Linked DNA regions of Mus musculus: all the other regions are linked to region 4. A link is a loop called in an ENCODE intact Hi-C map of the cell type or tissue named here. Cell type or tissue: heart. All regions are shown on one strand. Region 1 holds the start of Nfyc (nuclear transcription factor-Y gamma). Region 2 holds the start of Zmpste24 (zinc metallopeptidase, STE24). Region 3 holds the start of Exo5 (exonuclease 5). Region 4 holds the start of Rlf (rearranged L-myc fusion sequence). Region 5 has its middle 7.0 kb from the start of Smap2. Region 6 holds the start of Smap2 (small ArfGAP 2).

Region 1 (5,000 bases), 390 kb after region 4:
AGTGAATACATGTTCTGTTGTAGAACTACGTGATCAGTCCCTTTTTTTTTTTTTTTTTTTTTTTTTTTTTTTGGTTTTTCGAGACAGGGTTTCTCTGTATAGCCCTGGCTGTCCTGGAACTCACTCTGTAGACCAGGCTAGCCTCGAACTCAGAAATCTGCCTGCCTCTGCCTCCTGAGTGCTGGGATTAAAGGTGTGCGCCACCACACCCGGCACATTATTTCTTAAGTAGGTAGTTCTTAAGTAGATATTTTCTCTACTATGTAGACTTGCATTTACTTCAATTCTAAGAGCAACCTAATTTCTAGGCTCTGAAGGGAAGCAGGGTACAGCCCCTGTAAACTGTCCATACTTAATTACAGTATAATCTCTAGTAATTTGGGCTGTTTCTATGCAATTTTTACATTTTTTTAAGTTTCTGTGTAGCAGAACACAGATTTAAAAAAAAAAAAAAAAGATTTAGCCAGGCGTGGTGGCGCACGCCTTTAGTCCCAGCACTTGGGAGGCAGAGGCAGGCGGATTTCTGAGTTCGAGGCCAGCCTGGTCTACAGAGTGAGTTCCAGGACAGCCAGGGCTACACAGAGAAACCCTGTCTTGAAAAACCAAAAAAAAAAAAAAATTATTTATTTATGTATATTAGTACACTGTTGCTGTCTTCAGACACACCAGAAGAGGGCATTAGATCTCATTACAGATGGTTGTGAGCCACCATGTGGTTGCTGGGAATTGAACTCAGGTCCTCTAGAAGAGCAGTCAGTGCTCTTAACCACTGAGCCATCTCTCCAAGTCCCCAATTTTTCATTTTTCAAAAAACATAATTTTCAAACAAATATTTGTAGACTTCTCAAGTTTTTCTTTGTTTACCTAAGTTTCCTTCCCGCCCCTTAACTGTTAGTTAGCAGAGGATTATCTTGATACCCCTTGAGTCTCAGTCACTGATTTCAAGTTATCTGGTTTGGAGGCAAGTGTCTTTACTGGCTAAACCATTTAGTTAATTTGCTTTTGAACTTTTCCTCACCCTGAGACAAGAGTTTCTCTCTGCCCTGTCCTGAAATTCACTATGCAGAGATTCCGACTCTTCTGGAACTCACTCTGTAGACCAGGCTGGCCTTGAACTCAGAAATCTACCTGCCTCTGTCACTGAGTGCTGGGAATAAAGACGTACCACCACTGCCACCCAGCTATTTTGAATTTCTAATCTTTCTAGTCATCTCCTGAGTCTTGGGATTAACTGCATGTTCCACCACACCAGGTTTTATGCCATGGTGGAGACTGAACCAGGGCTTCCATACCAGGCAAACTCACTACCAACTGAACTGCATCCTCAGGCCTGCCTCTCTTTCTTTCTGGAGCAGGAGGTCTTTCCCAGGGCCATAGGCATTTTAATTATTCACTTCACCCTCATCTACACCCACATCTCAGTCAAAATACAATTTCTTATTTGGGGTATCCAGTAAAAACAAAATTCTTTTTTTTTTTTTTTTTTTTTTTGGGCTTTTCGAGACAGAGTTTCGGTTTCTCTGTGTAGCCCTGGCTGTCCTGGAAATCACTTTGTAGACCAGGCTGGCCTCGAACTCAGAAATCCGCTTGCCTCTGCCTCCTGTCTTTTCTCTTTTCTTTTCTTTTCTTTTCTTTTCTTTTCTTTTCTTTTCTTTTTTCTTTTCTTTTCGTGTGTGTGTGTGTGTGTGTGTGTGTGTGTGTGTGTGTGTGCTGGGCATGGTAGTTTATGTCTGTAATCCCAGGACCCCGAGGCTAAGTAAGGAAGATTTAGCTGAGTTTAAGGTCAGTGTGGACTACATAATGAGCACCGGACAACCAGTTATAGACAGGCCTTGTGAAATACTACACTTCCCCATCCCCACCCCCACCTCCCCAAAATGGTTGGCTTCCATATTCAGCCTAAAGTGCCAAGATTAGAGGCATGTATTACCACACCAAGCCATACATATTGTGTTAATGTATTTGCATGGAATGCATTCGCCCATAGAAGGCAACATCTAGATGTCTTCAGTGGAAACTTCACCCTATTTTTTGACACAGGATTTCCCTGCGTAATTCTGGAAGTCCTGGAACTCGACAAGGCTGGCGTTGAACTCACAGACCCTCTTGCTTCCGTCTTCCCAGGTGCTGGAATTTCAGTTCTACCGCGCTGGCCCCAACCTATTTGTATAGACTGGGCCTCCCACTGAACCAGGAGCTTGCTTATTTAGCTAGGCTGGCAGGTTTCTTTTCAAGCCTTTCAGGTATGGGAGACTACTGTGCTAGTGGCTTATGGAGTGTTGGGGGGGCTAATGCAGGTCTTAATGCTTGTAGGAAGCACTTTACTGAGCCACCTCCCAACTCTTTAATTTTTTATGCCAATTTTTAAAAAAAATATTTATTATTTTATGTAAGTACACTGTAGCTGTCTTCTGACACACCAGAGGGCATCAGATGTCATTACGGATGGTTGTAAGCCACCATGTGGTTGCTGGGATTTGAACTCAGGACCTTCAGAAGAGCAGTCAGTGCTCTTAACCACTGAGCCATCTCTCCAGCCCTTTTTATGCCAATTTTAACGTTTTAAAATGTCACCTTTTTGGTTGTTTGGAAATTTTATTTCTTCACTTACTGGTGTGTGTGTGTGTGTGTGTGTGTGTGTGTGTGTGTGTGTGTGTGTGCGCGCGCGCGTCGCACATTAATGATCAGAGTTCAGCTTTCAGGACTCTGTTCTTCTGGTCCATCCTGGGTTCCAAGAATCGAATTCAGGTCGTCCGGTTTGCTGAGCCCCAGGCGGCTTTTTAAATTTTCCATGCCCGCGAAGTTCTTCTCTCCCTACCATTCATTTCCTTGAAGAACAAAACACGGAAAACTATTTCCTAAAACCCAGAAGCGAGCGCATCCTAGCTGAGAGCTTCAAGGATATAGAACGTCCTCGGAGGTCACCGAGAAACGCCTCCCGCGCCCCTGGGAAGGGGCGGGGCCCCAAAAGTCTCCGCTCTCACTATCCCGCTTGGCCAGGCAAGACAATTCTCGCGAGACTTCAGGCACCTCAGCCGCTGCGCACTACGCGTTGCTGGGAGTCGAGGCGCGGAGTGGGGGGAGGGGCAGGGGAGACGGTACAAACGGCGCGGCCGCCATCTTGTTTGCGCCCCCGCTCCGCACGCGCTCCGGTTTTTCGTGACGCACGCTTCCCCCTCCCCTCCGCCGCGCCCGGGCCTCTGCATTGCCCGACGGCGCAGCAGCGCGGGGGCGGCTGCTTTCTTCGCTGGACGCCGGAGTAGAGGCCTGTGAGTGTATGAAAGCTTGGGTGAGGAGGGGAGAGAGAGAGGGGGCGGCCGGCAGTGAGGGCGGTGCTTCCCGCCAATGGCGGAGAGCTCCCTTCCCTCTGCGGCCGCCGCTGCACTTCGGTCGGCTCTGCCGCCGCCATGTTATGTGTTCGCCGGGCCCGCCGCTGTCGTCGCGGCTGCGCTCGCGGGGTCCGTGCGCCTGGGCCCGCGGGCTTTCTCCCATTGGCGGAAGGCGACGGCGGGGGGGCTCGCTCGTGATTGGTCGGCGGCGGGGAGGCCGCGGACCTGGCACCTTATTGGTCACGCCGGCTCCGGCCTGGGGGGTGATGAAGGAATTGGCGGCTGTCGGGATGCTAGCTGCTCAGGCTCTGGCGGCAGGGCGACGGTCCCTCTAATGCCAGCGTGGCGGGGAGTCTCCGGGACGGAGCCGGAGGCCCAGAGGAGAAAGAGAGTGGTAGCCTGGCGTGTGGCCTGCAACGGGGAGGGGTCACTACTAATACCAGAGGCACGGTCAACTACAAGATGGGGTGTGCAAGCCCCTGCTTTGTAAACACGGAACAGAAGTGTCTTCGAGACCTAGGGGTGCTAGACTTGGAAATTGATCCAGCTTGGGAATGACCCTGAGTAGAAGTCTGAGTGCATGGTATGGAAGTAGTGGGAGTGAGGACCAGAAGGACAGAATCGGATTAGGGAGCCTGCTGTAAGAATTTGGGTTTTGAAACCCGGAGGATTAGTGTAGAACTCCAGACTCCATTCTGGGTTCTGAAATGGAGAGTGGGAAACAGGTAAACAGCCGGATCCCACTGGACAGGTGTATCAACTTTTAGAGGCTGAATGCCATTTTAACATTACATTAAGTAGAATCAGAAAGTCAGCTGTAGAATGTATTTGCATAATTGGGAAGTTGGGGGTTACAGGATTTGGGATCATGCTAGTTTTGAGATGTTATATATGAAATTTTCACTGGTCTAAGAAGAATATAGGATCAGAGCTTTGTGCTTGCTAGACAAACATTCTACCAACTGAGTTACCCCACTTCCCCCTTAAAATTGATCTCTCTTAACTTTCAGTTCAGAGGGCAGGTGAGACAAACTCAGGAGTAATAGACCTTGTTTCGCGTGCTTACCTGGGTGTATGAGTATATTTTACAGTCACACAGATATTGGCAGTGCCATCCTCATTCTGTGAGGGAACAAGCAAGAGTTTGTAAGTTGCTGGAGTCAGGTGTACTGTCCTTGTTGTGGGAGCAGCCGTGCAGATTAGGGTGAGAGGGTTGCTTGAGCCCAGGAATTTGAGGTCAGCCTGTAAGATGTGAGACTCTAAAAGGAAGACAAAACCACGAGGAATTTGGTTAAGTTCACAGCTAGTAAGTGACAGCCCAGATCCAGACACAGATGGGATTCTCCATCCTTACACTGCTTTTAGAGTTCCCACTTCATATCCTTCCTTCTCCTCCTCTTCTCTGTCTTCCTCTTCCCTCTTTACTCTTTCTTTACCTTTTTTCTTTTGAGGCAAGTTCTCCTGTAGTCCAGGCTACTCTTGCTTGCTCTGTATGTAGCTGGTAATGACCTTTCACTCCAGATTCTTCTAGATCCACATCCTAACTGATGAGATTTCCCAGAGAGTCCCACCACTCTGGGATCTTGGAGCTCTTAATTCTTTTTTATTTTGAAATTTTTATTACATTTTAATTTATTATGTACATGTGAGTGTGTGAGCCATAGTATTCTG
Region 2 (5,000 bases), 120 kb after region 4:
GAAGACAATAAGGAAGTTGGGTGATGTATTCGTAAGGTACAAATGAGGTAACCAGAATCTTACATAAAACAGAGAAATGCAAACACAAAAGGTCTAACGGGAACCACCTGGGATAGAATTAATTGATAACAACTAGGATCAACAAGGGCTCCACCTAAGATTCGCTTAATCTTAGAAGCCAGGGTCAAGGGCTTCGTGCCCTTGCCAAAGTTCCTATTTTAGTCTATTGTATAGTCTACCTTCCCCTTAGGCCATTGTAAATACGTGTGTATGGTTGTAACTCAGCTATAGTCTTAGAAGCCAAGTGTGAGGTCTTTACTCTCTTAGGGCAAGGGCTTTCACACCCAAGTCATGGTTCTAACTAGGGAGTTCCATTCTAGCTAACCACCTCATGAATAATGCAATACTCTAAAACCACAGCGGGATCTACTTCCTAAACCATTGTAAATTCCTGTATATGGGAGTGACTTGGCTTTTATTGATAGTGTAATACCAGAGGCTATTCTGAATGTCACTGTCTAGCTCAAGGACGTTCTAGGACTGTTGGAACACTGGCAGAAGGCTTTAGCTATGTCAGAATTCAATCTTAAAAGGCACTTATAATAAAGAGAGCACGTGGATCCATACACTAGACTAACTTGGGAATGGAAAATTAATGTATGGGTTAAAGGGAATGCCAGACTCCAGGAGGAGAGCTTCCTTGAAGCTCTTTGCCTCATGAGTGACTTTCAAGCCTCTCGGCTTAAGCTGACTCAACCAGAGTGCGTGGCAGATAATGATTGTTGACCAGGGGCTCTTGGAACAGATGAGAGCATTACACAAACAATTTCACCTGTCCCCACAAAACTTACACAAGCTCTTGCCAGATTACCCATGAAACAATAAAAATATCTTGCAAGATCTTGTGCCACCTGCACCCCACTTGCACCATTGGGGCCCCTCAATAGGGGAGGTGTCAAGCCAAGAGGGTTATGCCCCAGTGCTATTTGGCAGATGGACTGGACTCACTATCCCTCTTTTTGTAATCTTAGATATGTACATGTTACTGTAGATACTTGCTGCTTCACTGTATATGCTGTGGCCTCAATGGGAGAAAAAGCTTCCCACACCATCAAGGCTATGGAATCTGCTATGTTGGTTATGGGAGTGCCTTGGGTTTTGAAGACAGATAATGACCCTCCCTATGCATCTCAACAATTCAATGAGTTTGATGCCTCATGGAAGATTAACCACACTTTTAGGATTCCTTATAACCCTCAAGGTCAGAGGATAGTAGAAAGGTCCACTCAGACTCTAAAGGACTTGCTGACTCAGTTTACCTCCCCTGAATCCAAACATGACCTTCCCCTGGCCCTGGCAGAGGCCCATTTTCACCTAAACTTCCTCACCTTTGATCAGGGATTAAGCCCTACCTATAAACATTGGGCTTACCTACCTAGGAATACCACTCTTCCATTGGTACAATGGAGAGAGTCCCTAACATCACAGTGGCATCCACCCTTTGTTGACACAAGGGCTAGGCTATGCTTGTGTTTTTCCACAGGACTCTACAACACCATGATGGGTGCCAGTACAAAACATCCAACCAGCCATGGAAAAGGAGGACAGGGACGAAGCCTCCTCTCTGAAGACCTTCTACCTGAGGAAATGGCACTTGTTAGAGCTATGTCTCTACTTGCCTGTGATCCCTGTTTTCATGCCATTTGCCTTACACCCAATCAAGTACAAAATATTTCCCAGGCCCATGAACAAAACTCAAAGTTCAGCTAACAGTTCAATCAGTAATTTTGCTGAAAGCAAAAAATCCCCCAAAAGAACTTTTGGTTGCCAAAGAATCTGTGATCCTATATTGAAGTAATTCACTTTGTCAAGTAACTTCTACTGATTACGCTCATGCAGATAAATTTAGTCATGGTTGAGAAATTTGAAACCTTAATCTCAACATCTTTAGCATCACAATCTCACCATATTTTAAATTGGAGCTACATATTTTAATTGGAGCTAAAGATTTCGCAATTCACTATAAATAATGTTTATACAAAGTGCTATTAGTTCATAGAAACTATTAATTAAATAACATTTACTTTGTGGTCAGAAAAATTCTGGCTTCACGTTTCAAGTAAAGTCAAAGTAGTAACAGGGGCCATAGTGACCCTATTTCATTGTTGAATTCCAAGGCAAAGGTACTGAGCTGTGATGGTGTGTGGTGATGTGTGGTGGTGGTGGTAGTGGTGGTGGTGGTAGTGTGTGTCTGAAACAAGGTCTTGCTAGGCTTAAAGGCAGTGGCTACCAAGCCTGCCTGTTTGAGGTTAGAAATGCAGTCCCAGGACTCACAGGTAAATGCCTCTTCTGACTTCACTTGGGGAGGATGAGATGAAATGTGTAAATGAAAATCCTAATCACTAGAGTCATTTTCATCTCTAATATTCCCAAAACCAGAACTTTCGAAGACAAGCCAAACAACCCCAAATGCCTCGTTTGGTTAGTTATCCTGGAGATGCACATCTAACCTTTGAACGGCACTAAATAGAAGGAAGGAAAAGTTTTAGAGCCTCTCTCATCCTTCCCAGCTACTTCTAGAGGGAATATTTCTATGACCCGGCTTATCCGGTCCGGTTAAGCACCGGGGTCCATTGCCCTCTCTGGTAACCCGCCAAAGCAAAGGAGAGGCGGCGACCACACTGACGTTCCCAGGAAGAAGGCCGGAACCTTTGAATTGGATCCCTGCACACAGAATCCGGAGGGATATTTCAGGTGCACCGCTGCTCATTCTTCAGGCGGAAGTGAGGAAGGTGGGGCGTCTTATTCTAGCAGAAATAAGTAGGTCCTTGAAGAGTAAGGCTGGAGGGAATCGTGTCTTTGTGACACTTCTGGCAAAGCTGAGGGAATGGGCGTCTGAAGAAGCCCTCGGAAGGGACCCGTATTGTTGTGACACCGCTGGCACTCTCCGAGGGACGCGTGTCGCTGAGGCACCGGTGCACGCTAAAGGAGCGGGTGAGATAGGGTGACGATGGGGATGTGGGCATCGGTGGACGCTATGTGGGACTTCCCTGCGGAGAAGCGAATCTTCGGGGCGGTGTTGCTCTTTTCCTGGACGGTGTATCTTTGGGAGACCTTCCTAGCACAGCGGCAGGTGAGCATTGACGTGTCTCCCCCGGCTGAGCCCCTGGACAGCCTTAGGCCAGCCCGAGCCTCTACCCAAGCCCCTTAGTGTTTGCCCGGATGTAGCAAACCGTAACCCCCGGTGAGCTTCCTAACTTTTCCTAATGGTGACTGCCGCTTTGAGGAGTTTTTGGAAAGGCAGAAGTTGTTTGCAACGTTGTAATGGGACCCAAGCCTGTAAGCGGCTAATGAAAGGGAAGAACTGCCCTACCGCCAAACTTGAGCATGTCTATGCCTGCTTTACAGCGTCTTAAGAATCTTTGGACCGGGACTTGACCAAGCCTCGTTGGTATAGGCTTTCTAAGTGGAGGTGCTAAATTTGTAGAATAATAACTTCCCATGATATTGATGTTACCATGCTCAACCTCACTTTGCAACCGTTCCAAAGACTCGCACGCCGTTTGAAAATCCTCATTAGAGCAAATGTTGTTTGGGGCCACAATGTGTGTGTGTTTCATTAAAATTTCTCTTTGGGTTTTTTGTTTAAAACGTTAAATAGTGCAGTAGAAAAGCTAACAGTTTTCCATGGAGATAGCCATAATTAACAGTTTAATTCGAAATGTGAACGTTTTAGTGAGATGGACTTTGAAACAACAAAACAAGTTATCTGCAACATTATAATGGGTCCCAAGCCTGTTGGTGTCTAATAAAAGGAAAGGACAGCCCTGCCGTCAAACTTATGCAGGTCTATGCCTGCTCTGCAGTGTCTAAGTTTGGACAACACTCGTCTGTGTCGTCCTTGAGAACCTTCCCCTTTAACTGCTGGACCTATTTCTTGAGCTCTGCAGTCCTTTTCGTCTGCAGTTTTCTTCTAACTTACACTGTATGTGAGTTTCTTTGCCAGGCAAGTGCTCTCCCACTGAACTACATTTCCCAGCCCTTCGTGACTCTCCGGATTGCAAGTTTGAAATTTTTTTTTTTTTTTTGGTTTTTTTGTTTTTTGTTTTTTGAGACAGGGTTTCTCTGTATAGCCCTGGCTGTCCTGGAACTCACTCTGTAGACCAGGCTGGCCTTGAACTCAGAAATCCGCCTGCCTCTGCCTCCAGGGTGCTGGGATTAAAGGCGTGTGCCACCAAGCCCGGCACAAGTTTGAATTTTAAAAATCTGTCAGTGTCGGGTTATGTCTACCTCAGTCTCTTCCTTTAGTATGTTCAACGTGTTAAAAATTACTGTAGCTAGGTACTCAAAGCTTCATTAGTTCAGAATTGCATAAGTACCCTTGCTTGAAGCAAACACATAACGTGTAGTATCAAAACAGCAGGGTGAGATATTGAGTACTTATCTGACATAGTTTATTAATAGATCAAGTTGCATCTTTTTTTTTTTCCAAGACGGAGTTTCTCTTTGTTTAGCCCTGGCTGTCCTGAAGCTCACTCTGTAGACCAGGCTGGCCTTGAACTCACAGAGATCCATCTCCCTCTGCCTCCTGAGTTCTAGTATTAAAGCCATGCACCACGACCACTTGGCATTGTTGCATTGTTGTAGGGTTATAATTTAATGCCTTCAGCTTTTTGTTGCTGTTGTTGTTAACATACAACAGGAAAAGTATTTATTATAAAACTATTATAGAAGGTCTATTATACCTTTGGTATCTGTTCCTTGTGTTATGTCCCAGGGGCTGAAATTACTCTTTAGAATTTGACATAATGAGAAAATTTGTTGTAAAGATTTGATGTTTCTGTCACTCCCTAATTCTTATCTAAGTTGACCTCTAGAACCAAGTTTAATGATGATTCATTAATAAAGTATTAAATGTATGTGTTAATGTGTGTTGTGAGCATACTTCTCTTTTTTCATGCATTATTTTCTATATTGTAAGACATACCTCATACTCAGAA
Region 3 (5,000 bases), 290 kb after region 4:
TATTAGGAGGCAGCTCTCAGGTGGGTTCATCAGTCTCAGAGGTGGAGGTCAGTGAAGTCACACACCCAAGCTAAAGCAAGGAGGTTTTATAGAGTTTGGTCAAGGAATGATGACAGGCCAGCTAGGAGCTGAGATGGTGCCCATACATGGTCACCTTGGGTGGGCACTTTTGGATGGGCTGCCAGAAACGGAAATGAGGAGTGATGTCAGCCCAGGGTTTTCTCCAAGCAGATGGGTGGTGTCTTAGTCAGGGTTTCTATTCCTGCACAAACGTCATGACCAAGAAGCAAGTTGGGGAGGAAAGGGTTTATTCGGCTTACACTTCTCAGAAGATTACACTTCTCAGAAGATGCCACCACAATGATGCTGGTCTCTTCTTAATCACCGCTAATTTCTTAGCTCCAGCTAACCAGCATCAATAGTCCCAGTAATGCAAAGTTTTTGCTTTAGTAGTTCAGGTATCTTGTTAATCACAGCTGATTCTTCAGCCCCAGCTAACCAGAACTACAGAATCTTCACAATCAAAACAGCAATGGTCCTGAAAAGAGTCTTTAATTTTCCCTCTGAAATTTCACAAGCCAGGCCTCCATCTTCTGCACTGTTCTCAACATTATCTTCCAAGCTCCTACAAAACATCTGACAGAGCTCTTAACACCGAATGGATCTTCTAGCCCAAAGTTCCAAAGACCTTCCACAGTCCTTCCCAAAACATGGTCAGGTTGTCACAGGAATACCCCACTCCTGGTACCAATTTGTCTTAGTCAGGGTTTCTATTCCTGCACAAACATCATGACCAAGAAGCAAGTTGGGGAGGAAAGGGTTTATTCGGCTTACACTTCCATGCTGCTGTTCATCACCAAAGGAAGTCAGGACTGGAACTCAAGCAGGTCAGGGAGCAGGAGCTGATGCAGAGGTCATGGAGGGATGTTCTTTACTGGCTTGCCTCCCCTGGCTTACTCAGCCTGCTCTCTTATAGAACCCAAGACTACCAGCCCAGAGATGGTCCCACCCACAAGGGGTCTTTCCCCCTTGATCACTAATTGAGAAAATGCCTTACAGTTGAGTCTCATGGAGGCATCTCCTCAACTGAAGCTCCTTTCTCTGTGATAACTCCAGCTGTGTCAAGTTGACACAAAACTAGCCAGTACAGGTGGGGTTGGGGGAAGAGGGCAGATGAGGTTTCCCTGCTTGTGCCGTGGAAGAGCAGGGATTCTAGCCTAACAGCAACCCTTTTAGGGGTCCCATATCAGATATTTACATTACGACTCATAACAGCAGCAAAATTACAGTTATGAATTAGCAACGGAAATAATCTTGTGGTTGAGGGTCGGCAGAACATGAAGAGCTGCATTAAAGGATCACAGTATTATTCCTAACCTTGTCTCACCTTCCAGGTGAGAGCCGCTGCTCTAGCAAATCTGTACTCATCTCTATCCATTTGTAGCTACAATGACATTCTAAAACACACACCCAACTACATTGCTTAAAATCCTTCTGTTGTTTATGATTAAGTGAAGATAAAGATCATTGTGGTGGTTTGAATATGCTTGGCCCAGGGAGTGGCATTAGGAGGTGTGGCCTTGTTGAAGGGTGTCACTGTGGGGGTAAGGCTTTTAGACCCTCTTTCCTAGATGCCTTCAGATCAAGATGTAGAACTCTCAGCTCCTCCAGTGCCATGCCTGCCTGGATGCTGCCATATTTCTCACCATGATGATAATGGACTGAAACTCTGAACCTATAAGCCAGCTTCAATTAAATGTCCTTTATAAGAGTTGTCATGGTGTCTCTTCACAGCAATGGAAACCCTCAGACAATAATTGTCTTAAGTGCAGACCCATTGGTACTATTTCTACCCAAATATACTTTGGTTTTGTCATAAAGATGTTATGGTCCCCAAATATCCATTCTTATTACTGGATTCTCTTAGGGCCTAACACTAGGTTCTAGTAGGATTAAGAGACTAGACTCAGCCACTCATCTTCAATATGCCCTTAATGAAAGAAAGGGGATTTATTCGATGAGGTCACTTTGGAAAGAGGAACAAACACAGAGGCCTAATGATTTCCAAGACTGTCTTTGGGGTTCTGACATGTGGTTTAGGTTTAAACAAAGCAAGAGGGATGTACAACTAAGCAGATCAAGGAACAGTCCTGTCCACAGTTGTCTCAGCTTGTGTCTTCTGCAGAGTGGTCTGACAAGCTGTAAGGATCCTATGAAGTCTCTTCCTGGGAGGTAAGTTCTCCTCTGAATGGTGGGTGGCGGGGGGGGGGGGGGGGGTGGGGGGGTGGGGGGGGGGGTTCTACTGCTTCCATACTGCCAAAGGGAGGGGCACAAGTGCTTCTCTTTTATCTTTGCTCCCACTGTGATTGAAGATAGTATTTCATGGGTTTTACTCCACATTTGGAAATTTCCTCTTTTTTTTTTTTTTTTTTTTCCTACGCAAGTTCCTTGTTTGGAATCTGTTCATCCTCCCCCTGATACAATACACTTTATAAAACCCTGATTCTGGTGAACCCCTTAAACTGGTGACTGAATTAACTAAATGAACCTAACAGCTAGGCTTTATCCTTCTGGACTTTAGACTCAAGTCTAGAGTCCCAGCGCTGAGATTTTTGGTGTGGGTCACCATAGATGCTGGGAAGTATTTTTCAAAGGCTCAGAGGTTAAGAGCACTAGCTGCTCTTACAGAGGACCTTAGTTTGTTTCTCTGTGCCCATGTGACTCAACCCTTCTGTAACTCTGAGGCCCTCTTCTGGCTCCCGAGGGCACCAAGAAGATATGAACCACAGACATGCATGCAGGGAAAACATTCATACACATAAAGGAAAAAACAAAACATTTTTTTTAATCTTTAAAAAGAATCTGGGCATAAGGGCACAATGGCTTGTAATTCCAGCACCGAAAAAGCAGAGGCAGGAGTAACCCAAATTGGAGGCCAATAAAAAGGATAAGAAATAAATAAAATAAAATAAGACACTGACAACTGCCAGCGTCTTTGAAGCTTGAGTTCATGATTGTTCACTAAGCTGGGAAAGCTGATGTCAGGTGCTAAGATCCGGATTCGGGCTCCAAGGGTGTCAGAGGCCAGCTGCACTGGGGACAGCGAGACGACCACCATGACCGTCCTCTCACCGGGCGGGCGTAAGAGAACGAGACGGTAACAGCCTGCACTAGGCACTGGTGGATAAGGAAATACAGCGGACTGCAGACGCCCACTCAGCCCCAGTGTCGCGAGAACCAGGGGCCTGGTGGGTGGGGAGGGGTGTGACATGAAAAGGGGCGGGCCTCCAACCGCCGCCGGGAATTCTGGGACAGGGGTGAAGAGCTAAGGGGCTGCCCCTTTCAGGCACGCCCCTCATTCGGGTTTTTGTTCTGTGCATTTTGGGCCCGCGATTGAGTCTTTGCGCTTGGGCACACCAGGGGGACTGGGGCTGGGGGCTGAGTGGAAAGCACACGCCTGCCTGCGTGGAAGGCCTGTAACGAGTCAGGACGCAGAGGATGAAGGCAGCAGCAGGCAGCCGGAAGCCATCAGCAAGGCAGGGCCTCCGACCTCAGGCTGCGGCTGGGAACCTGGAGAGCAGAACTTACCGCCTGGAGACCTTACCCTTGGAGAGGCCAGTGTTAGGAGGATTTATGACACGCAGCTGCCCTAGCAGTGTGACTCAAGTGGAAACACCATAATGTGAAGGAGTGGTCAGGTGAAGAGAACAGAAGTCCACATTCCATCATAGCAAGGTGCCTCCCCATCTCCCCTCGTTTTAATACATGCTCTTCCCTGTGAGGAGGGAAATCAACTAAGGCCCAGGTGAGTACGAGTTGCCTCTCTCCTGAACTTTTCAGAGCAAATAGATACATAGTAGACCCATCAATGCCTTTGGAAGGAAAGCCACATTTATTGTGTGTTAGTTAATATCTGTACTGTTTTAGCTCTGTGGGCATTGAAGGATTAGCTTACCAGTATACATTTTAAAGATGTGCCAGTCTCATCAGAGAATTTTTGAAATGTGCCCAAGATTATTCAAGAAACAAATAGCAGAACCGGGCGTGGTGGTGCACGCCTTTAATCCCAGCACTCAGGAGGCAGAGGCAGGCGGATTTCTGAGTTCGAGGCCAGCCTGGTCTAGAGTGAGTTCCAGGACAGCCAGGGCTACACAGAGAAACCCTGTCTCGAAAAACCAGAAAATAAAGAAAGAAAGAAACAAACAAACAAATAGCATACCAGCAAATTCTACTGGACGTTTCAAGATTAGATTCAAAATCTGTATCTTCAGGATCCCTAGACTCTTGATGCCGATCTGGTATTTTCTGAACATCTATCTCATTTAATTTTTCACCTAATAATTTTCAGCTTTATCTGTTTTAAAACTTTTAAAACATATATTCATATATAAAATATTTAATATGAATATTAGTAGATATTTCTATATCTTTAAGAAGTCAAGGGGGCTGGAGAGATGGCTCAGAGGTTAAGAGCACTGACTGCTCTTTTAGAGGTCCGGAGTTCAAATCCCAGCAACCACATGGTGGCTCACAACCATCTGTAATGAGATCTGATGCCCTCTTCTGGTGTGTCTGAAGACAGCTACAGTGTACTTATATATAATAAATAAATAAATAAATCTTTAAAAATAAAAAAAAAAAATAAAAAAAAAAAGAAGTCAAAAGTCTGCCAGGCAGTGGTGGTATAGCCTTTAATCTCAGCAGCTTGAGAATAAGTTCTAGGACAGCCAGAGCTACACACACAAAACCTGTCTCTCTCTCTCTCTCTCTCTCTCTCTCTCTCTCTCTCTCTCTCACACACACACACACACACACACACACACACACACACACACACACGTCAGAAGTCTAAAAAGAAAGTCATAAAATGAGGCTTTTGATGGATGATATAGCAGCTTTACAATTAATCTATGGTATATCCAAAAACGCTAGTCCAGGCAGCAGGTAAAGTTCATTATGTCATCCTTTCTGAACTTCTGTATTTAGCAGCATAAAAGTGT
Region 4 (5,000 bases):
CCACTACTATAATGGGGCTAATTTCAGAGATGAGCTGGAGCTTTCTGTTTCCAATGTTTGAGTAGCTCACAAAGTCTCTTAAGCATACCCAGGCCCAAAGTCTGTTGTCTTAAAAACAAATTCCTCTAGAGGTCAGTTCTGATAAACTCCTTGGTCAAGCTAACTGTACCTTGGGAGAGTTAATTATCAAAACAGATGGGCACTGAGTCTCAGGGAGGTAAAAATAGATAATAGATAAATGGATAGATGGATGGATGGATGGATGGATGGATGGATGGACAGAAGAACAGAAAGATAGACTAGATAGATAGATAGATAGATAGACAGACAGACAATTTTTAAGAAACATCTTGACCATTCAACAGTGCCCTAGAGTCTCCCTGTATCTTATCTAGTATGCATTCTCTCCTTTCTCACTTTGTAACAACTTGAACAAGGCTTTTTCCCCCTAAGAAGCTTGATGATTGTCCTTTTATTGCTGTGATCCATTCAATATCCAAAATTGACTTGGAGAAGAAAGGGTTTGTGTGGCTTACATGTCCCAGTCCCAGGTGATCATTGAGGGATCTATTCCTGCACAAACATGACCAAGAAGCAGTTGGGGAGGAAAGGGTTTATTCAGCTTACATTTCCACATTGCTGTTCATCACTGAAAGAAGTCACGACTGGACCTCAAGCAGGTCAGGGAGCAGGAGCAGGAGCAGATGCAGATGCAGATGCAGATGCAGATGCAGATGCAGAGGCCATGGAGGGATGTTACTTACTGGCTTGCTTCCCCTGGCTTACTCAGCCTGTTCTCTTATAGAACCAAGACTACCAGCCCAGAGATGGCACCACCCATAAGGGGACCTCCCCCCTTGATCACTAATTGAGAAAATGCTTTGCAGCTGGGTCTCATGGAAGCATTTCCCCAACTGAAGCTCCTTTCTCTGTGATAGCTCCAGCCTGTGTCAAGTTGACACAAAATTAGCCAGTACAGATGCCATAGCAGTAACTCAAGCAGGAGCAGAGGCAGGAACTGTGGGGAAAACGCTTCTCACTGATTTGCTTCTATGCTCAGATGCTGTCCCTTGCTTATCCCTCCCAGTACCATCTGCCCAGGGGTAATACCACCCACAGTGGGCTGGGCCATCCCACGTCAGTCAACAAACAAAACATGTCATGGACATGCCTACAGGGATCAGTGGGATGGAGGCACCTCTCAGTTGAGGTTCCCTCCTCCCAAGTGACTCTGGTTTTGTATTAAAGTCACAAACAACTGACCAATCAGCACAATGGCTCATATTTCATGGAGGGGAAAGCAACATTTAGGTCATAACTCTCAAATCTCCCATTATCAAATTATACATTTACCTTCATCTAGACCCATTGTTTATAGAGTTCCTCCAGTTGAAGTGAGGGTATCCCTCATTTGTATACTAGACCAAACATCTTATGTTCTGGATTTTATATATATATATATATATATATGTATATATATATATATACATATATATATATATATATAATGTATGTGTATATACACACACACACACACACATATACATATACACACACACATATATACATATTTTTTTCTTGTTTTCACCACTTCATCTACTGGGCTCCAGCCACACCATTTTGCCATTCTCCCTTTTCTTCTCTGTTCTTCTTTGCATTTCTTTCTTGTCCCCTCCCACTAATACCTGGAACTCATGATCCTCCTGTCTCAGTCTCTCAAGTGCTGGATTACAGTGGCTTTGCCTTGGCTGTCCTGGAACTCGCTCTATATACCAGTCTGGCTTCTAACCCACAGAGATCCAGCCTGTCTCTGCACACCTCCAGTCGCAGCACTTGGGAGGCAGAGGCAGGTGAACTTTTAAGTTTGAGGCCAGCCTGATCTGCAATGTGAGTTACAGGACAGCTAGTCCTACACAGGGAATCCTTGTCTTGAAAACAACTTTTTAAAAGTCCCCCCCCCCCCCTTTTTAGTAGAATCGTCTCAACGCCATATATTTTGACCAATCCTTTTTCCAGCGACTAGTAATGCCATTCCCATTTTAAACCAAATTCCCTTCAGTTTGTTTTCAGGTCGGCCTAACAATCTTTATTTTCCTCCAACCGGGGATGCTTTTCTCCGAGCTTCTTTCTGGGCTGCCTTTCCCTTGCTCTTCGGTTCGCTGCTCCGCAGACATCTCTCTCATATCTCCATTGTCTCTAGGCCCTTTGCGCTCCTCGACTCTGAAGGGCCTGTAGAACCCAGGGCCGCTAGAATCTCGCCGTTGCTAGGCTGTTGCTAGGGCGGTTGCGGTGGAGACTTCTGAGAGGACCAACATTCGGCGTCCTAGTGACGGATAAAGTTGGCGCCAGCGTCGCCAGGGGGGTGCGTCACTAACACGGGCGATTGGGGGCGGGGCCAGGCGGAGTCACGTGGTTTGGTTGCCTACGCGCTGCTGGGCCGTGGGAAGATGGCGGACGGAAAGGGAGACGCCACGGCCGCCGCCGGGGCCGGGGCTGGGGCTGAGGCTCCGGCGGTGGCGGGAGCCGAAGTCGAGACTGAGTCCATGGCTCGGGGTCATCGCCCTGCATCTCCGGCGTCGGGAGCGCCGGGCCTACGACCGTGTCTCTGGCAGCTGGAGACCGAGCTGAGGGAGCAGGAGGTGTCCGAGGTCTCATCTTTGAGCTACTGCCGGAGCTTCTGCCAGGTGAGGGGTGGACTAGATGGCCGAGGGTGGAGGGGCGGGGAGGCCGGGAGAAGAGACTCGGGATCCGCCTCAACAGCCGGGGGCTTCGCGGGGAAAAACGCCACCCCCGTATCTCGCCGCGCCCCCGGGCCGGGCAGGCCCAGCTCTGCCGTAACCCGACTTCAGTCACTGCCCGGGCGGATTGCGCTGGGCGGTCCTGAGCCCAGAGAGCTCCCTGCAAGGGCTGTGCCCTGTCGCTGTTGCCTGGGTCCTGGCCGGGTGGTTGGAGCGCCACTGCCCCCCTGAGGGATCGATTGCCAGTTCCTGCAGGGAGATGCTTTTTTTTTTGAGTGGTGTGCTGATCTCCAAACTGAAAAACCTTGTTTTTCTGAACAATCAGGAGAGGTGGGCTCTGACCAGAGACTTATCTTTAAAGTCACATCTTTTGGCTTCCCTAAGATACGACGGTTGGTCTTGGATGGCGTCTGGAGCTTTCTGATTAGGGAATACTGAGCCGGTTGATTGGTTTTTGTGGGGTGTTTGTTTGTTTGTTTGTTTTTGCCACTGTGGGCGGGTGTGAAAAGATATGTTTATGCCATTCTTTGACCTGTTTTGTATTCATCTGCTGGTTGTACTACTAGGAATGGAGCCTGGTAGCTCTGTAATGGAGATTAGTCTGAGTGGAAGAGGTCGGGAGAGAGATATAGAGAATGGCCTCTTTGGCAGTCGGGTGATTGATCGTTTCTGTGCGGGTCCCAATCTGTGGGGCTACATGCTGACAGATGTGATTTTAAGTTTGGTCTCCGTGACCACGTTGCAGTTTTTTTTCTATGTTTTCGAGTGTCTTCCAAGTGTAAATGCTTGCCGTCATTGTTTCTGCATCTGGTACTTAGACTATCAGGTTTCTGCCATCCCTTTGCTCCTCATTTGGAGTACCTTAGAGAATAGAAAATAATCGAGGTATGTTGGTACGTGGACTCTTAATGAGCAATTGAGTGCTGAAAAGATTGTGGAGTTAGAAAGTTGTAGTTGGAGTAGTGAGCAATCTGCTTTGTTGGTCCTGGGCAGAATTAGTTGTCTCTGTTGAGTTCATTTGTATCCCACTCTTTGACCCAGAACTTCGTCTATTTGGAATTTTTCTCTGCTAATATTTTCTATACATTAGATCATGTCAGTTCTTGTGTGCACAATCGTCAGCATTCTCATTATTGTCTACTAATAATGATCACTCTTATTTAGGGCAGGCATGTATTCCACAGATTTTTTCCAACCCTTAGAATGGTGCCAGGAAGACTTATGGAAGTTGAAGGGCGTCTTGGGCATTATAATGGACTCCCAGGCTAGGCTTACAGTGTGATATTCCTCTCTCAAATAGACATTTCATACCACCCCCCAAAAAGAAATGACAGAATTAATTAGTGCAGTTTTGGTAGTGATGAGAAAAAAATGTCACGCAGAGGGTGTAAGGAGACTTCATGGGACAGCCTAGTGAGAATGACAGAAAAAAAATGGATGTAATGTGTGTTGAGAACTGGGAGAAGCCACTTTGGGTAGGGTAGAGCCTCAGACTTACAGGATATAATTGAATCCTAGGAGGGCCTGGAGCAAGAGTGACAGAGGTAGAGATGAGAGGGAACACAGAATGCTGTGGGACAGGAGGGAAGTAATTGCAGGGAGAGTGGAAGTAGGAAAACAACTGTGGATTTTGAACAGAGCTTTGAAGTTTACATTATCTGCCAGCAAAACATTAAAGGGTGACTGTAGCCAGTCAGATCGGATTGTCAGAATATACTGTACAGAAGTAGTGTGGGAAAATTGGACCATTAATTAGACTAGTTGAATAGTTTTCTTGGTTCCCTCTTTCCCCCCTCTGTGTATCCTTGGATGCCCAGGAACTAACTCTTTAGACCAAGCTCACCTTAAACCTCCGCCTGCCTCTGCTCTAGAGAACTGAGATTAGATATGTGTCACCGGTGCCTGACATTGGTTCCACATTGGAAAGGCAGAATACAAAATCTTTTATTGTATGACTGAATCAGAAGATGAAAAGCTGGGAGCACATAATACATAAAGATTGGTGGCTGGTAGTGCATTAAAGAAAAGGGCTGACTGTGCTCCTCCAGTGGTCACTGTTACAGATTGTTCTCAACAGGTATTCAGAAATATCATCCTAGCCTGAGTGTGGTGGGACATACTTTAATCTCAGCATTCTTGAGACAGAGGTGGGGCAAGTGGGCCTCTGAGTTTAAGGCCAGCTTGGTCTATGTGGTAAGTTCCAAGCCATCCAGGTCTATACAGTAAGACCTTATCTCAAAGAAAAGAGAAGAAATGTTATAA
Region 5 (5,000 bases), 190 kb after region 4:
CCACGGAATTCTTCCCTGGTCCTGAGCCAGTGCCGACCACCTGCAGGGCGGTTGTCCTCCCTCTGTTCTCTGGTTTCCTGTCTCTCTAGTTGTTTCTCCTTGGAGTTTCTCCTTTGCGCACGCTGGCTTGGCTCTTGCTCAAAGGCCTGCCCTGCCTTCCTCTTCTCACTTGCCATGTTCTTCCAGAACCATGTATGTATTGGTTGTTTTGTTTTGGTCATTTTTTTTAAATCATTTTGTGTGTGTGTGTGTGTGTGTGTGTGTGTGTGTGTGTGTGTGTGTGTGTGTGTGTATGAGAGAGAGAGAGAGAGAGAGAGAGAGAGAGAGAGAGAGAGAGAGAGAGAATATAGAGTCAGTTCTTTCCTTCCACTTTTATGTAGAAACTCAGGTCACCAGACTTGCATAGCAGGTACTTTTACCCCAGTGGCCTTATATATTGGCTGTTTGCTTGTTTGTTTTGTTTGTGACAGGTCTCATGTATCCTAGGCTGGTCTCAAACTGACTATGTAGTTGAGGGTGACCTTGAACTTCTGATCCTCCTGCTTTTGCCTCCTGGGTTTTGGGATTACAGACATGCACCACAAGCCTGTTTTATAAAGTGCTGGCTACAGAACCCAGGGATTACCCAGGGCTCTGAGCATGCTAGATAAGTACCCTACCCACTGAGCTATACCCTCAGCCCCTCTCCCTGGGCCATCTTATCCACCCCATTGACTTTAATTACTGGTTGTTTTCCGCAGAGCCCCAGACCTACTTATGCAACTGTCTTTGGAATGTTCCACACACATCACCAACTCCCCATGTGCAGAATGAAATTATCTTCTTGCCCACAAACCCACTCTTCCTCCTGTGTGACCTACACAGCTGGTGGCTCCACCCTTTGCCCTATTGGTTCAGGCAAATACATACACATATCTTCTGAGCCACCCTCTCCTCTCCATCCCTACTATATCATCCTCTTTAGCTTATATTATTGCATGTTTCCCCTCCCCCTGGAATAGAATCTCAGGTTGGTCACTCTGTGGGACGTTTGGTCAGCTGGTCCTCCTGCTTCCTCCTGTTCCTATGGAATCACCACACAAACCCAGGGCTTCGTGCATGCTAGGATAGCAGTGTATTAACCGAGCCACAGCAGTGCAACCTGCTCCTTAGACTCTCGGTGTCCATTTTATCTGTCTGCAGCTTATGATTCTTTCTCAAGATGTTAGGGATAAATCCATTTCTCACCCTTTCTAAGTTTCTAGAAGATTCCTACATTCCTTCATTCAAGGTGCCCTTCTTCACCTTACATCTCTCTGACACTCTTCTACAGGAAGATCTTTTAAAATTTTGTTTTTAGGGCTGGAGAAATGGTTCAATGGTTAAGAGCACTGGGTCTGGGTTCAATGCCCGGCACCCACATGTCAGCTCACATCCATAACTCCAGTTTCAGGGGATCTGACACTCTCACACCAATGCATGTAAAATACAATTAAATAATTGTGAGAGTAAAAACATTTGGGTACCTGTTACAGACTGAAAATAGGCTCAAGCCAACACAGGGCTCAAGAGTGGACAACCCATTTTTATTTTTGGCTTCCATTGAGGGAATTGAAGGGATAGGTGTGCCACATGATCAATTTCAAAAGCGTTTTCTCTCAGAGAATGTTCTGACCTTTTGATCGTACTAACAACAGATCCCTGGCCTGTCGCCTCAGCTTTCTCTCTAAGGCATTCTCCTGATGGCCAGGCCTTCATTTAAATTCAGTCCCAGCCATCAGCTCCTAGGCTTGTTGGTTTGCTTTTTGAGCTGTGGTCTTGCTATGTTGCCCAGGCTGGTCTCCAGCTCCTGGGCTCAGGCAATCTTCCTGCCTCAGCCTCCAACATACCTGGGACTACAAGCTTGCACTACCATGCTCAGCTTTGGTAAAGCAGAATTACTACTGTGTATCATAAAGCAGATGCAAGATATTTTACATCCTTAATATAGTGTGTGTGTGTGTGTGTGTGTGTGTGTGTGTGTGTGTGTGAAGGTCATAGGAACTCCATCATGTGAGTTCTAAGGGACTGAATTTAGTTTGTCAGGCCTGGTGTCCAGCACCTTTACCTGCTGAGCTATCACTGCTCCGAATGTGAACTTTCAAGTACATTACTTGACCAAGATGTGGTTGGTGCTACACACCTGTAATCTCAGCACTCAGGAGATGGTAGAGACTGGAGGATCTGAAGTTCAAGGTCACCCCCTGCTATATGAGTATTTGAGACCGTCCTGGGTTAGACACTTTGTCAAAAACAAACAAACAAACAGGAAGCCACATGTTTTCTAGTGAAGGCCTTCAGGAGGGGTTACCAGGATCGCCAGCCTATGAGTCAACACTTGAATCACAGAAATCAATTGGACACACCGTAGCTTTTTGGAGATGAATAAGGCTAACCTCCTTTAACAGAGGTCAGTGTGTTAACCTGCGGGCCCTACTCCAGAACAGCGTGAGCCTACAGCCAGGTCAGAAGAGGCCTGGGAAGCTGCATTCTCTCAAACTTCAAGAACCAAAGAACAGTGCTGCTGCCAATGGATGACACATCTGTTTCCTAGGAAGAAACAAAGCCACAACAGGACTGTGCAGTAGGTGTGCATGGTGATTTGCAAATCTGGGCCACTTCCTGTTCTGAAACCAGTTGTGAAATTTGTTTGGGCAAGTTGCCCAACCAGGGAGTCAAGGGAAGTTGCCAACTTGACTTCTGGCCTAAAGACATTCTTTGCAGGTCTATTGGGCCCCACTCAGCTGAGTATTTCAGGAATATGGCAGCTAAAGAAAGGGCTCGAGGTTGGGTGTGTAACAGCCAATCATCGTCACTGGTGAACAGAGTCAGGTGAAGAAACTTCCCTTTTCTTAAACATTACCCATCTATCGATCTCTCTATCTCTCTATCTCTCTATCTCTCTATCTATCTATCTATCTATCTATCTATCTATCTATCTATCTATCTGTGTGTATGTTTGCAGTGTGCGTAGGGGACACATGGGTGCCACAATGTGCACGTGGAGGTCAGACGACAACTTTCAGGAGTCAATCCTCCCCTTCCACCACGTGGTTCCTGAGGATCAAACTTGGCTCATCACATTTGGCAGCAAGTGCCCTACCTGTTGAGCCATGGGGCTGGCCCAGTTGAGCTTTCGTTTGTTTATGGTCTCTGTCTCTGTCTCTCTCTGGATCTGGAGAGAGAACTCCCACTGCTGACACGTTCCCAGGTGATGCTGATGCTGCTCATCTGGTGGCTAAGGATCTCTGAACTTGAGCAAGGCAGAGTAGGATGACACCACCCTGATGCTGATGGCCTTGTCAGGGAGCTGTGTCAGTGTGAACCACTGCCCTGCTTCTGAATTTCCTGTTCAGTGAGAATAAACTATTATTTGTTTAAGCCCAGTTGGATTGATTATCACTTCCATTTAACAGGTTTCTGAACTTGGAGCTGGGAATGTAGCTCAACTGGTATAGTTTTTCCTGGTATGGACAACGCACTGGGTTTGGTGTCCAGCACTGCGTAATAAGCCAGCTTTGGTGGCTCACATTTGTAGTCCTAGTATTCGGGAGACAAGGAGCAGGAGTTGGAGGTCATACTTGGGAAGCTAGTAAATTCAAGGCCAGCCTGGGCTACTTGCGACCCTGTGTTTCAAAGCAAACAACAAATAAAACCCAAGCCCAAAATGAAATAAATCACTCAAGAGGACCGGTGAGAAGCCTCAGTGAGTAGAAGCGCCTGCCTTCTAAGCCTGGCCACTTGAGTTCAATCCCTGGGACCCAACCTAATGGGGGAAGGAAAGAGCTGACTCTCAAATTGTCCTTTGACCTCATTTAAAAATCATTTTAAAAACAATTCAAGGGGACTGGAGAGATGCCTGAGCACTTAAGAGCACTGGCGAGGACTGTGCTACAATTCCCAGCACACACATGGTGGCTCACAACCACCTATAACTCCAGTTCCAAGGGACCCAATGTTCTTTTCTGGCTTCTAAGGGCATCAGGTATACAAATGACACACACACATACAGGCAGGCAAAGCACTCCCACACATAAATTTTTTAAAGAAAAAACCTTAAACCTCAAGACTCAATGTACAGGGTTTATAACGTCAGCCAGCCAGCACTGTCCACCCACCCCCACCTCTATGTACTTGACCCCCTCCACTCCACCCCCCTCCTTTGAAGTAACTATTTTCAACTCTTAAGGAGCTTGCTTTTGTAATTGAGGGGTTTGACTGAACAGCATGTTAAATTACCCTGATTTGCCCCCCATCTTTGTTTATCTCTGGTCCATTCTTCATGACCTTCACCTTGGGCTCGACCATTATGTAACTGGGAAGAGACGTTATCTCCGTTTTCCATAGTTGGTGTATCTCTCTGCATTGACTGTTTTTTTTTTTGTTTGTTTGTTTGGTTTTTTTTTTTTTTTTTTTTTTTGGATAGTGTAGGCCCAGGAGGTGGTTTGGGCAGGAGCCAATCAAGCCCATGGCCAATGTGAAAGAGGCAGCTGAAGAGAGTTCTAAGAAGAGCCCTGCTGTGCTGTTATCTTGAGGCCAGCATCAGCAGAAAGCTGTGACCCTCAAACTCTGGGGCAACAGGGAGGGTTCTGGAAGATCTCCTGTAGTGGTGTGAAAAGGTCCTTGAAGGAATGCTGTTGTCAGCACAGGAAGGAAATGCCTCTGGCAGCAGGAAAAACAAGCAGAGAAACCAAGTAACTCAGCATTGCTTTGTTTTCCTGCCTGTGCCCATTGTTGACTAATGGCTGAGCACAACCAGAACCTTGCCTTCCAGGGATCTGTCTGATGCTCTCCACTGGAGTGACTCTGGGGCCCAGGGAGGGATGAAGGGCAGATAGAGTGTGGGGGGCATTAGAACATAGCAACAGGGGGAGCTACAATTTTGAAAGCAAGAACAGAGAGAAAAGAAAAGAAAAGAAAAGAAAAGGAAAGAAAAGAAAAGAAAAGAAAAGAAAAGAAAAGAAGGGAAGGGAAGGGAAGGA
Region 6 (5,000 bases), 200 kb after region 4:
TGTGCAGACCCACATATAGACACACATACACATAGTTAAAAATTAAAACTAAATCTTAAGGCCAACATATTGCAATGCCTCTAATCCTAGCACTCAGGAGGCAGAGGCAAGCAGAACTTTGTGAGGTCAAGGCCAACCTGGACTACAGAGTGAATTCAGGCCACCCAGGGCTATATAGGGAGGCCCTGTCTCAATAAAATCAAATAAAAATTTAAAAACGACTAAGAGAATATCAAATCTGATGGACCTGTCTTAGGAAAATACTATATGAACTTGGACGTTTATGAAAGTAAGTTCTTTGAGACTTCACTGGAATGAAAAGGTTTGGAACAGGAATAAATTATTCTGATTAATAATGTAACAAATATTTTAATTTCCCTTTATAATATATAAATATTATATATTACAATATATAATAAATAAATATATAATATAAACATTTTGAGGGGAGCCTGGTCTTGGGAGAAAGTAGAGATGAACAAGACTGCTGTCTTAGAGGCAAATAAACACTTTGTCTTGCTGGCCTCCCTGGTCTATTACTCTAGCCTTCAGAAGAATCCCTTAAGAGCAAATATCAGGAAGTAGCGTTCTCTTCCCCTTTAGCACATCCTGTTTTTTCTCAGTCTCTTTTAAGAATTTGATGAGTGAAGGGACGGAATGCATACACAGGAAGATGGCCGTGGGTTCAAGACACTATTTGTAACAAGAGAGGCTTTGGAAAATAATACCTAATAACCATTTTTAAGTAGCTGCTTATTCCATGTTACCCTATAACTGGCTCTCCCCCAAACAACCTGAGAGATGGCTCAGCAGGTGAGAGAGTTTGGTAATCTCTCATAGGACCCTGGTTCCTTCCCCAACACCCACATCACACACCCTCATCCATCAGCTGAAACTCCAGCTTCAGGTACTGCAATGCCCTCTTCTGGCCTCCTTGGACACCTACACACACACACACACACACACACACACACACACACACGCACGCACGCACGCACGCACGCACGCACGCACACGCACACGCACACGTACGCACTCACACACGCACGCATGCACACACACGCAAGTAAAGGAGGCTAGGTATGGTGGCACATACCTTTAATCCCAGCACTTTGGAGGCAGTTCTCTGTTAGTTCGAGGCTATCCTAATCTACAATATAAAGTTCCAGGCCACCAAGGGCTACTTAGGAAGAACCTGTTCAAAAAAAAATTTTTTTTAAAGGAAAGAAAAGTTCTGCCTAGACACTAGTCAGAGCGATGCTCAAAAAGGGCAGTAGTCACAGAGAAGACTAATGTATATCAGCGGCAGGAGGCATTCCAAGTTAGAAGTGATCACGAGGGAGGGTGTAATGTCTCTTTAACTCGGGTCAGAGGGTGAGTCCTTTTGTCTCTTGAAGGAAAGACTAACCTAAAGGAGTCTGGGATAGCCACAACCCTTGTATTATATAAGGATAATAAACACACATCTTATAAAGGTTGCTGTGAAGAGCATACTGTGATAATTGATAGAAAGCGCTTAGAGCAGTACATGGCACACAGTATGAGCTCTGTAAATGTTGGTCGTTCCCTTCACTTTATTCTCTTCACTCTCCTCCCTCTCCACCCGGCTTCATTCATTCTTTTCCAAGGGCACGCAGGGGGCGTGTCCTCCCTCCCGCCGCTTCCACCTAAGCCCCGCCCCCGGCTCTTCCCGGATTGGTTCCTAGGAGGCGGAGCCAAGGGGAGAGCCCAGTGCAGCGCGGTGGGCGGGGCGCATGCGCGGGTTGGGCTGGGTGGAGGAGGAGAGGAAGAGCTGCCGGAAGTAGGCGGTGGAGGTGGCGGCTGAGCTGGTCGCAGCTGCCAGGGAAACCGAGGCGGGAAGCACAGCGGGCAGACCCTCAACACTCGGGGTCAAGTGTGCGTCCCGCACGCCTGAAGCCGGGAGCTCGCTCCACCTAGGCCACTTCTGGGGTCCCGCAGCCTCCGCGAGTCCCTGCCTTGCCCGAAGCCCGCCAGGGGGCGCCGCGCTGAGGGGCTGAGGGGCTGCGGGGCGGGGGCGCTGACGGCTCTGACCCCGGGGCTGCTCCGGGCCGGGCGAGAGGACCGCCTGGGCGGGGACCCCAAGGCCTCAGCCCCGGACAGAGGCAGGGGTTCTTGGGGGGTGCAGGGGGCGCGTCGCCCTCTGCCCCCGCCGGCACCCTGGCCATGACAGGCAAGTCGGTGAAGGACGTGGATCGGTACCAGGCGGTCCTGGCCAACCTGCTGCTGGAGGAAGATAACAAGTTCTGTGCTGACTGCCAGTCCAAAGGTAACGCATCCGGGGCGCCGGCGGGGGGCCAGCTGCGGGGCGGCGGCGTGGCGATGAGCTGCGATGGCCTGAGTGGGGAGGGGGTTCTGGAGCTCAGGGCGAGTCCTCTTCGTATGACCACGCGAGCCACCCTCGCTCATGAGCTTGCTGGGTTTCCTCGGGCTTGGGACTTGGGGTTTGGTGTGGGCGAGTGTGTGTGTGTGTGTGTGTGTGTGTGTGTGTGTGTGTGTCAGCGAAGTGGGGATGATATAGTGGGGGGTGGGGTTGCCCGGTGTGTTCAGGTGAGACTGTCTATGTTGCAGACTCTGAATGGCTTCTGGGCTCGCTGTCATGCAGAGCTGGCAGCCTTTTACTTGGCAAAGCTGTGGGTGAGCTGCAGTGTGGTGGGGGTGGCGGTGGGGGTGACGAGGAGGAAGGTGAGATGACTAAGAGAAAAACTGTCGAAATGATATTTAAAGGTGGCATTCCTTGCTGTCTGCTATGTCGTTAGCAGCTCCTGTCATTTTACCACCTTGTTGAGCTCAGACCGAGTGCTTAGGTGGCTTTCTTCACCCAGGTCGTGTGCACTGAGAAACAGCTACCTTATGCAGTGACACAGTGCGGATTTCTAGGTAGTCTAGCCTGGGTTGTGGAGGCCTCATGCGTGTGTGGTGAGCGAAACTAGCAGACCTGGACTGTAGTGCAGGACCCGTTCAAGCAGGGAGAAAAGGAAGCAAGGAATTCCCCCAATTCGTTATTTCCCTGGTGATTACACCTTTAGAGAGGAAATAGAAATTGGCCACAACCACTTAGCCTTTGTTTTCTGTGTCTGTAAAGGTTCATGCTGTGTTACAATTAAAGGTCAATATGGTAGAAAATTTACTAGTGAATTCTGTACAGCTTTGTAGGTAGGAGCAGCTATAATTGGGAGGGGGTATTTACTTTAGTTCATTTCCTGAATTTGCCATGTAGCATATGGGTATAAAGTAGTATAAAGCATTCAGATGTGTGTGTGTATTAATGTTGAGAAAAGCAATAGATACTTAGCCCATACTTCATGTGATTATGGTTTATTTTAGAGTAAGGTTATGTAAGGAGGGCGCAAGAATGATGATGCATTGATTTAGACTCCTAGTAATAAATTTTAGTGACCTCTATCAGTAGGCAAATGCAGTGAACTGTCAGCAAAGCAGGTCCCCAGACTTCTCTCGAGAATTTTTGCGTTAACAGGAGTTCAATTTATGTTGAGGAGTCGAAATTTCTTGTAGCTTGATTCTTGTTAGATCTACTGGAAGGTTTGGTTTACAGTGTAGGAGCACCTTTGGTCTACTCAAATCCTCTGATGTCCTCATTGACAATTTTAAGTCGCAGCGAGGCATCCACTGAGCAGAAACCATTGTTGATGATTTTTAGAACCGCCCCCTCCCCTGTACTCATGTTGTTTGTATGCTTACTCATCCCAATAACATATACCATGGGGAAGAGACACGTTAATTTACCAGGTCTTCCTCCAAATCTCCCATTGCCCTTTATTAATAGCCTTACTAGATATAATCAGACATAGAACTTCGTTAATTCCTGATGAGAACTAGTAACTGGGGCCTGCGATAGGGCTCAGTGAATAAAGGTGCTTGCCACTAAGACTGACAACCTGAGTTTGATCCCCAGGACTCACAGGGTAAGAGGAGAGAACCAGCTCCCATAAATTGTCTCCTGACCTCCACGTGGACTCTAGTACATACATGTACAATCTCCACAAAGTTAATAATTAAGATGTAAAAACAGACGACACCAACAACAAAGCCTAGTAGCTGTCTGCCACTGATACTAAAACCTTGGATCCTGAATGTTCTGAAGTTAGAAATTCTCTTCAACGCGTTTGCCACTATTAAAAAAAGAGATGCCCACGTGTCCATTATCTTTCAGTTCTGTCAAACAGGCTTTTGCAGAGGCCTGTTTATCTAGCTGCCGAATGTTCAGCCCTGTCTGCCGGTTAACCCCTCCTTCATTCTCTTCCTCTTTTCCACTTTCAGGTTTTGTGATGAACTCGTAGGCAGTTCTCAGAGGGTAGGAAAGAGAGATATTTGCATTAGTAGATCATGACCTGCTCAGCCCTGATAAAAAGGACCAGCAGTTGGTGGAAGAGTTAGAAGACTGTTCACTGAAATAAGATTTGAGTTTGAGTTTACTTTTCTGTTTTCCTCTTGTCCTTTTCAGAAAATTGAGAGCTCACCAGACAAGGTCTGGAGAGTTCATCTATTAGTATTTAGTGTATTGATGTTGCCTGGACTACAGACCTCTAAGTGGATACTTTTGTAATGTTCCAAAATAGCTCTTTGGCAATGAATTCTCTTTTTTAAAATTTAATATTATGTTTTAATTTATTTATTTGTGTGTGTGTGTATGTGTGTGTGTGTGTGTGTCAGAGAACAACTTCCACCATGTGGGGAATGAACTCAAATGGTCAGGCCTGCTGGCAAGCATCTTTCCTTACCCACCGAGCCATCTTGTCACCTGATGTTTCTATTTATTTATTTTCAGGAAAAATTATGTTTCCTAAACGTTTTATTTTTATTTTAAATCATATGTATATGTGAGTGCAGTGTCCATGGATGCCAGGAGAGGGTGTTGATCCCTTGGAACTGGACTCACAGGTGATTAGGATTCATCTGAGGTGGGTGCTGGGAACTGAACTCAGGCCTTTTAAAGAACACTATGAACTCTGATCCACAGA

Evidence for each region. A loop is a pair of places that touch in the nucleus more often than their neighbours do. Peaks named below come from ENCODE experiments on the same cell type or tissue, not always from the same donor. Only the 100,000 strongest peaks of a DNase experiment are listed, where the experiment ranks them.
Region 1: it touches region 4 in a loop (4-fold over the local background); 2 of 42 quality-filtered maps call a loop at or near these places.
Region 2: a loop joins it to region 4, with 3 times the contacts of the local background. A loop is called at or near these places in 16 of 42 quality-filtered maps.
Region 3: a loop joins it to region 4, with 2.9 times the contacts of the local background. A loop is called at or near these places in 2 of 42 quality-filtered maps.
Region 5: a loop joins it to region 4, with 3 times the contacts of the local background. A loop is called at or near these places in 8 of 42 quality-filtered maps.
Region 6: it touches region 4 in a loop (2.4-fold over the local background); 4 of 42 quality-filtered maps call a loop at or near these places.

The regions. Positions count from the first base shown.
Region 1 is chr4:120,823,799-120,828,798 of GRCm38, reverse strand. Nfyc (nuclear transcription factor-Y gamma) reads left to right here and starts at 3,058. Exons shown (of 10, transcript NM_008692.4): 1 at 3,058-3,269. In heart, no CTCF peak of the experiment used is centred here; DNase peaks (open chromatin) are centred at 3,028 and 3,548; H3K4me3 peaks cover 2,296 bases; H3K27ac peaks cover 2,715 bases.
Region 2 is chr4:121,096,010-121,101,009 of GRCm38, reverse strand. Zmpste24 (zinc metallopeptidase, STE24) reads left to right here and starts at 2,800. Exons shown (of 10, transcript NM_172700.3): 1 at 2,800-3,133. The coding sequence starts at 3,011. In heart, no CTCF peak of the experiment used is centred here; a DNase peak (open chromatin) is centred at 2,929; H3K4me3 peaks cover 1,810 bases; H3K27ac peaks cover 1,117 bases.
Region 3 is chr4:120,923,316-120,928,315 of GRCm38, reverse strand. Exo5 (exonuclease 5) reads left to right here and starts at 3,311. Exons shown (of 2, transcript NM_028457.2): 1 at 3,311-3,805. In heart, a CTCF peak has its summit at 2,757 (motif pointing left); a DNase peak (open chromatin) is centred at 3,225; H3K4me3 peaks cover 1,694 bases; H3K27ac peaks cover 1,435 bases.
Region 4 is chr4:121,212,519-121,217,518 of GRCm38, reverse strand. It overlaps Rlf (rearranged L-myc fusion sequence), which reads left to right and starts at 2,435. Exons shown (of 8, transcript NM_001346660.1): 1 at 2,435-2,684. The coding sequence starts at 2,448. In heart, a CTCF peak has its summit at 2,964; a DNase peak (open chromatin) is centred at 2,368; H3K4me3 peaks cover 2,672 bases; H3K27ac peaks cover 1,683 bases; H3K27me3 peaks cover 15 bases.
Region 5 is chr4:121,021,742-121,026,741 of GRCm38, reverse strand. No RefSeq gene overlaps it. Among named protein-coding and RNA genes, the nearest start is that of Smap2, 7.0 kb to the right of the region's middle. In heart, no CTCF peak of the experiment used is centred here; a DNase peak (open chromatin) is centred at 2,641.
Region 6 is chr4:121,014,036-121,019,035 of GRCm38, reverse strand. Smap2 (small ArfGAP 2) reads left to right here and starts at 1,789. Exons shown (of 10, transcript NM_133716.3): 1 at 1,789-2,287. The coding sequence starts at 2,185. In heart, a CTCF peak has its summit at 1,974 (motif pointing right); a DNase peak (open chromatin) is centred at 1,745; H3K4me3 peaks cover 2,738 bases; H3K27ac peaks cover 1,838 bases.